Regions from separate parts of the Homo sapiens genome. Here region 2 is linked to region 1. A link is a contact called in ENCODE Hi-C data. All regions are on one chromosome and are shown on one strand. Each heading gives the region's core, a stretch centred on a gene start or an enhancer-like site at or near the end of the contact. The rest is flanking DNA. Distances are from core to core; before and after follow the strand shown.

Evidence for each region. A loop is a pair of places that touch in the nucleus more often than their neighbours do. Pooled maps may share reads with other maps.
Region 2: a pooled map shows a loop between it and region 1 (7-fold over the local background). The contact joins the promoter of ORAI2 here to the enhancer-like site in region 1. A Hi-C loop is called at or near these places in 9 of 37 single-sample maps with no recorded cell type and 4 of 50 pooled maps.

Annotation. Positions count from the first base shown.
Region 1 is chr7:101,989,401-101,993,080 of GRCh38, forward strand. All of the region lies in intron 2 of CUX1 (cut like homeobox 1), which reads left to right. Among named protein-coding and RNA genes, the nearest start is that of CUX1, 170 kb to the left of the region's middle. RefSeq lists enhancers at 1-342, 238-287, 1,827-1,886. Within about 2 kb of position 1,556, at least 5 of the 41 ENCODE cell types and tissues checked have a DNase peak (open chromatin) inside an H3K27ac peak, as active enhancers do.
Region 2 is chr7:102,431,739-102,435,418 of GRCh38, forward strand. It overlaps ORAI2 (ORAI calcium release-activated calcium modulator 2), which reads left to right and starts at 1,837. Exons shown (of 4, transcript NM_001126340.3): 1 at 1,837-1,923. RefSeq lists silencers at 1,297-1,436, 1,467-2,246.

The DNA of each region.
Region 1 (3,680 bases), core at 306-2,805:
TCTAGCATCCTGCTGGGGTAGGTTAATAATCCCTGGATTTCTCAGATGGGAAATGTTAGGAAAGTCTGTAAGCCCCCATGGAAGGTCCCGGAGCCCAAATTCAAACCCGAGTGGAGCGTTCTGTTGCTTCACTGTGCTCTGGTGTGAATTTTAATGTAAGGCCCTGGCATTTAAGAGCTCGAAGACACCATGGAGGTGGAGAGCTCAGCCCTGTCATTGGATGGAAGCTGAGACTGGTGAGATTCTCACCGGGGCTTTTGCAGGGAGTTTGGGGGAATTTTGAAGGTGGTACAGGTGTTCTGACCCCAACACCATCTCCTCCAGCTGGGCCACACACTTATTTCCTGCTCCTACCCCCGTCCTTCCCACCCCTTGGATTCTGGGTGTACAGAAGAGTGGGCACATGCTAAGGTCAGCCCTGGGTTAGCCTCATGGACAAGGTGGGCCTGGAGCAGGAACCCGCCTGATAGAAGACACTCAAAGTCTGTCCGTACACGCTCGGTGTGGGCATCGCTTGCACGCAGGTGCAGCTTTTGCTGTGGGAAACCACTTTAAATGAATTGATAGCCTCACCACAGTGGAGCCATGGCCCGACTGTGGAGAGACTCCATTGTAGAGAAATATTTGAGTGAAAGGTTTCATGTCAGAATAGCATCTGCATGCAAATAAGAGGCATGGGCGGGTGCAGTGGCTCACACCTGTAATTCCAGCTACTTGAGAGGCAGAGGCAAGATGATCTCTTGAACCCGGGATTTTGAGACCAGCCTGGACAACATGGTAAGACCCCATCTCTTAAGGAAAAAAAAAAGGTTTAAATTAGCTGGGCGTGGTAGTCCCCGTAGATGAAGTTATTTGGGAAGCTGAGGCAAAAGGATTGCTTGAGCCCTGGAGTTCAAGGCAGTAGTGAGCTATGATTGTGCCACTGCATTCCAGACTGGGCAACAGAGCCAGACCCCATCTCTTTTGTTTGTTTGTTTGTTTGTTTGTTTGTTTTGTTTTTTTGAGATGGAATCTCACCCAGGCTGGAGTGCAGTGGTGAGATCTTGGTTCACTGCAACCTCCGCCTCCTGGGTTCAAGCGATTCTCCTGCCTCAGCCTCCCAAGTAGCTGGGATTACAAGTGCCCACCACCATGTCTGGCTAATTTCTGTATTTTTAGTAGAGATGGGGTTTCACCATGTTGGCCAGGCTGATCGTGAACTCCTGACTTCAAGTGACGCTCCCACCTCGGCCTCCCAAAGTGCTGGGATTACAGGTGTGAGTCACCGCGCCTGGCCCAGACCCCATCTCTTTAAAACAAAAAAGTACATGGGATAAATGGGGAAAACACTCTTGAGACAAGACCAAAACATACAGTGGCTGCTAAATGTCAGTGCCATGAGCCCAGGGTTCTCCTACATCCCCTTCCGTGGTCAGGGAGGACTGCTGGGCTCTGTGTCTTCTGTGATTCTCCCCTGGCTCTGAGCCCTTTGCACCTGCAACTCACAGCGCCGCTCAGGTCCCTGGGGGTAAAGTGCCATAGGATAAAAGCCACAGGAGGGTTTTGAAATGCTCTTTTCCTCTCAGATATGTATTTCCGCATCTTTACGGAGTCTCATCAACGCTTTTTAAACCTCCCCTGGGATTTGAACCAGCGCCCATAGATACAGGTGGCTTGTCAGGTCAGCTAGGTGCTGCTACTGAGGCAGCATCTGTCCCTAGCCCCGCACCCACAGGTTCAGAAGGGGAACGCTTCCCCCGGGTGGCTTATGAGATCCAGTACTTCTAGTTTCACTTCTTTAAAAATACCGTAAAAAAGAAAAAGGCTGTCAAAACACAAGCAGTGTTTGAAACGAAGCTTTGTAGGTCCCCCTACACCACCACCGTCGTGGGCAGCATAGCGGATGAGTTCTGGGACACCAGCTAAAATGTGGGCAAGAGAAGCCAGGGCGCGTAGCAGATGTGTGTGTGTATCTTTATGGGATTCAAGTCATGTCTCTGTTTTGTTGACCAACTTCCGCTAGAATTCATAGCCATCTAGCCTATGTATTGGATTTTTATTTCTGTGATGTCTGCTTCTTTTAAAAATATCAGTTGGGGCCGGGTGTGGTGGCTCATGCCTGTAATCACAGCACTTTGGGTGACCGAGGGGGGTGGATCACTTGAGGTCAGGAGTTCCAGACCCACCTGGCCAATATGGCCAAACCCTGTCTCTACTAAAAATACCAAAATTAGCTGGACGTGGTGGTGTGCACCTGTAATCCCAGCTACTCGGGAGGCTGAGGCAGGAGAATCACTTGAACCCGGGAGGCAGAGGTTGCAGTGAGCTGAGATCGCGCCACTGCACTTCAGCCTGGGGAACAGAGTGAGACTTCATCTCAAAAAAAAAAAAAAAAAAATCAGTTAGTAGCCAGGCACCATGCACACACCTATAGTCCCAGCCACTCAGGAGGCTGGAGGATCACTTGAGTTCAGGAGTTCAAGACCAGTCTGGGCAACATAGCAAGACCTCATCTCTACAAAAAATAAAAAATTAGCAGGGCATGGTGGCACATGCCTGGAGTCCCAGCTCCTTGGGGGAGGCAGGAGCATCTCTTGAGCCCAGGAGTCCGAGACCAACTTGGGCAACATAGTGAGATTCCGTTTCAAAAATATGTATCAGTAGGTTAATCTAGACTTTGTTTACATGGGCCAAGTGGCCAAGGTCACATCTTAGAGTTGTGGACTGTATAATCAGGTAAGTGTGGCTACAGTCACAGAAAGTCAGGGTAGAAAGAGGCTTGGAGGGGGGTGCACTTCTTCTAGCCAGAGCTTTCCTACTGAGCTCCTTAAAGCACAGGGGAAAGTGGGACGGGGTTGGGGGGCAACCTAAAACCCACCCCCTCCCATCTTCAACCAGTGCGACCCTGTTTTTACCTGCTCAGCAGTATTGTGCATCCCTGTAAAATTTTATTTGAAAATGGCCTTCTGCAGTTAAAACTACAAAAAAAGGTTGAAAGTGGCCAACTTAAACTCCACTCTGTTTCTTTTTTGATTGGGGAGACTGGTGTGCATAGAAGGGAGGTGTCAGCTAACGAGACTGTTACCTCACCACAGATGCCCACCCGTGGGTGATGGAGCTCCCAAGTCCTGGGCCACACCCTACGTGCCCCATGCCCAGCAAGTTGGGTGGGGGAGGGGTCAGTACATGTTTGTAAGATAAAGAAAAACATCCTTCCCAATCAGCCGTATTACCCAGAGGGTGATACTGATTTAGATCTTATTTCAGTTTGGTTAGAGAAGCTCAGGTACCAGTGAGCAGAAGTCTGGCCATTGTGGTGGCTTCTGGAAGATGATGTGCCATACTGTTAGCAGGGGTGCAATTTGGGGTGTGAGGCCACCAGAGCTTTGATTTCCGCCCCCGCCGCCCCCCTCCAACCCCCGCCCCGCCGGATTATTTGGAGTTTTTTTATTGTTGTTCATGGTAATTACCTGCTATTAGACAACAATCTAGTTCCATTTGCAATAGGGAATAATACGTCTGTGACACAGTCTCCAGACTTAGGGAGCCTCTGGCCACCCCGAGGGGGCCCTGGTCATTCTGCTGCTGGTCATGCCTAGCTCTGGGTGGCCGACTAGGTGGCCTGGGCGGGAGGGTCCACTCTTTGCCTTTATAAAAAGAAGGGCTTGGGCCAGGCGTTGTGGTTCATGCCTGTAATCCCA
Region 2 (3,680 bases), core at 587-3,086, 440 kb after region 1:
AATGTGGGCTGGCTGACATGAGTGGAATTTTTCCTTCGTTTGGATAAATGTGTCACGGTCCAATGCTGTTGTGACAGATGGAAAAATCCTATGTAGGGCACGCAGCAGCCTACCCGGCATGGAGGAAGGACTCCAAGGGACCGTCTGGCACCGCCGGGCTGATAGGAACCCATCTTGTCTGTCTGTGAATTATTCATGTGCTGCACTTCCTGAAAAGAATGCTCCTGTTTGACTGCCTCGCTCGTAAAACCGCAGAGAATTCACCGTTAAAGGTGAGAGGCTCCCTGCAGTAGGGAGTGGAAGGGGCCAGGGCACAGCAGAAACTCTTTGCTGCTGTCTGCGAACAGCATGAGAAGGACAGCACGCTGCACTGAAGTTGGGACCCCAGGGGTCTCGCTGGGTCTGTGAGTGGCAGTGCACTCTGGGTGGCAACCCCCAATTAGCTCAGTGCAAGCTCTTCATGGTGCCATCCAACACCCTGGGCAGGGGCCAAGCAAGGTGGCCCATGCCTCTATGCCCAGCACTTTGGGAGGCTGAGGTGGGAGGATCACTTGAGCCCAGGAGTTCGAGACCAGCAGAGGCAACATAGCAAGACCCATCTCAATTTTTTTAAAAAATTTAAAAATTAGCTGGACATTGTGGCACATGCCTGTAATCCCAGTGCTTTGAGAGGCTAAGAGAGGATTGCTTGAGGCCAGGAGTTTAAGACCAGTCTGGGCAATACAGGAAGACTCTATCTCTAAAAAAAGAATTTTTTTTTTTTTTTTTGGCTGGGCACAGTGGCTCACATGTATCATCCCAGCACTTTGGGAGGCCGAGGCAGGCAGGATCACCTGAGGTCAGGAGTTCAAGACCAGTCCGGCCAACATGGTGAAACCCCATCTCTACTAAACATACAAAAAAGTAGCCAGGCTAGTGGCGTGCACCTGTAGCTCGGAGGCTGAGACAGGAGAATCGTTTCAACCCCGGGGTCGGGGGTTGCAGTGAGCCAAGATGGCACCACTGCACTCCAGCCTGGGTGACAGGGCAAAACTCCCTCTCAAAAAACAAACAAAAACAAATTTTTTAAAAACTACCACGGTGTGGTGGCTCCTGCCTACATGTAGCCTCAGCACTTTGGGTGACTGAGGGCAGAGGATCACTCGAGCTCAGGAATTCGAGGCTGCATTGAACCGTGATCGCACCACTGCAGTCCAGCCTGGGCGACAGAGCCAGACCCTGTCTCAAAAAAATAAAAAAAAAAATCCTGTGAAAACTCGGGCGTGGCCAGACGGATTCTCCCCTCCCCACCTTCCTTTCCCCTCCACTGCCCACCTGCACCCGCCCGCCCTGTCCCCACTCCCCGCCCCTCTACGCAGCCAGCGTCCAATGCTGGGCACCCCCCGAGGCTCACCCTGCCAAGCCTGGGGCTCCCCTTTTGCGCCCGGACCCAGGGGCAGGGAAAGCCCAGCTCGTGGTCTGTGGGTAGCCGGACCCCCGATGGGGCGGTGGGGGGCCTCGCCTTGACTCCCAGAGCTGGGGCCGGGGACAGGAGCTGGGGCAGGAGGGATGCGCGCGGGTCGGGGTCTTCCCACCTCCCCTGCTCCTCTCCCTCGCGCGATCCCGGGGTGGTTCCAGGTGAGGCGGGGACCCCCACCCCCCCACTCTCCGAGGAGGCGCCGCCAGCCCCGCCCCTCCCGGCCCGGCGGGTGACGTGGCCGCGGCTCTCCCGCGGGTGGGTCACGTGTTGGCGGCGCCTGGTTGCCTTGGCAGCGGCTGCGGCGGCCGCGGGGGCGGGGTGGAGGCGGGGCCGGGGGACCCCGCGCGACCGGCGGAAGGAGGGAGGGGGCCGCGCTCGGCGCCCCGGCCGGGCCACTGGGCCACAGGCCACGCGGCCACGCAGTCCGAGCGGGAGCCGAGCCGGGCGGGGCGAGGGCAGCTCCGGTGAGTGTGGCGGCGCGGGGGCCTGGCGCGGGGAGCGGGGTCCCTGCGGCTGGGGGGGCCGGAATTGGACCGGGGACGCTCGGCGGGGAAGGGGACGACTGTAGGCTGCCCGGGCGCGGTCACTACCCATCCGGGGTTGGTGACCTCCACCCCGCGGGATCCCTGGCGGGGTGCGGCGCCCAGAGGATCAGGGTCGGCGGCGCAGCCGGTTCCGGACACCGGGGCGTCCCTGGGGGAGGGACAGGGATGCAGCCTAGCGCCCCTGGGAGGCCCCCTCCCAGTGCGCCTGCTGGAGAGAGACACTCGCCATTGCCGGTGCCCCAGATGCTTAGAGGAAGTCAAACTCCAAGACCGCCCTCTGGAAATGTGTCCAGTAGGCCAGCCAGGAAGAAAAGCTCATCTCTAGAGAGGGGATCGCGTTATTCTACAAGACCTGTTTTCTCGGACTGCTCATTAAAGCAAAAAAAAAAAAAAAAAAAAAAAAGCAACCCCACAAGGTTCAGTCCCGGAGCATCCTCTAGGGTCTGTGCCACCTGACAGAAGTACAGGGCTCCATCCTGCCCCACCCCACCCCCTGCCTGGGATCCAGTGTGAGGCCCAGACTCTGTCCCTCCCCCTGGGCCACCGGGCCTGGCACACACAGTTGGCATTGGGAACATAAAGGATGGATTTGAACCCCCTCCTGGGCTGCTCCTTCGAGACCTGGAGACCTGTCTCAAGACCCAGCTCCAGGCAGACAGACATCGTTTCCTCCACAATCCCACCCACTCTGGGGACATCTGCAGGGCCTCACCGATGGGGCATGGGAGGCCTGGCGGCTCCCAGGAAGCCACCCTCAGCCCTCACTGCCCTGAGCTCTTCACCTCCACTCTCAGACCTGAGCCCAGCCCACCCTTACTGATGGGGCATCCCTCTTGTTCACCCTTCCTTCCTTTGGAGGCCACCAGGCTCTCCCTTGCGTCCCACTCCTGCCAGTCGGCCAGCCATTTCCCTGGGTTGAACTGTGGTCCCAAACCAGAATGATCTAGCAGTGCCCAGACCGTTCCACTCACCAATTTCTTCCATTCTCCTGTGGCTGGACGCCCAGTCATGCTGCCCAGACCCTCTGGCTCATTCCACAGCCCCAGGCTCCAAGTGTCTTCCACCCACATCTCCCTGCCCCCTCCACCCCCCAGGTGGCAGCCAGTCTTCCCTCCATATCTCCTGGACAAGGAGAGCCACCCCACATGTACACCTGGAGTGGCCTTCCCGTCTCTCGGAATCCTTCCATGCAGGCAGCATCTTGTCTTTGAGGAAAGGTCCCTCTTTTTTAAAATTCTTTTTAGAGGCCAGGCGCAGTGGTTCATGCCTATAATCTCAGCACTTTGGGAGGCCAAGGTGGGCGGATCACTTGAGCTCAGGAGTTCTAGACCAGCCTGGCCAACATAGCAAAACCCTGTCTCTACCAAAAATACCAAAAATTAGCCAGGTATGGTGGCACACACATGTAGTCCCAGCTACTCGGGTGGTTGAGGCGGGAGGATCGCTTGAGCCTGGGAGGTAGAATTTGCAGGGAGCTGAGATTGTGCCACTGCACTCCAGCCTTGGTAACACAGCAGGACCCCATGTCAAAAAAAATTATTTTTAGAGACAGCGTCTTACTCTGTTGCCTAGGCTGGTCTCCAGCTCCTGGCCGCAGGTGATCCTCCCACCTTGGCCTCACAAAACACTGGGATTACAGGCATGAGGCACTTTGGCATGCAAAGGGCCGCTCTGTC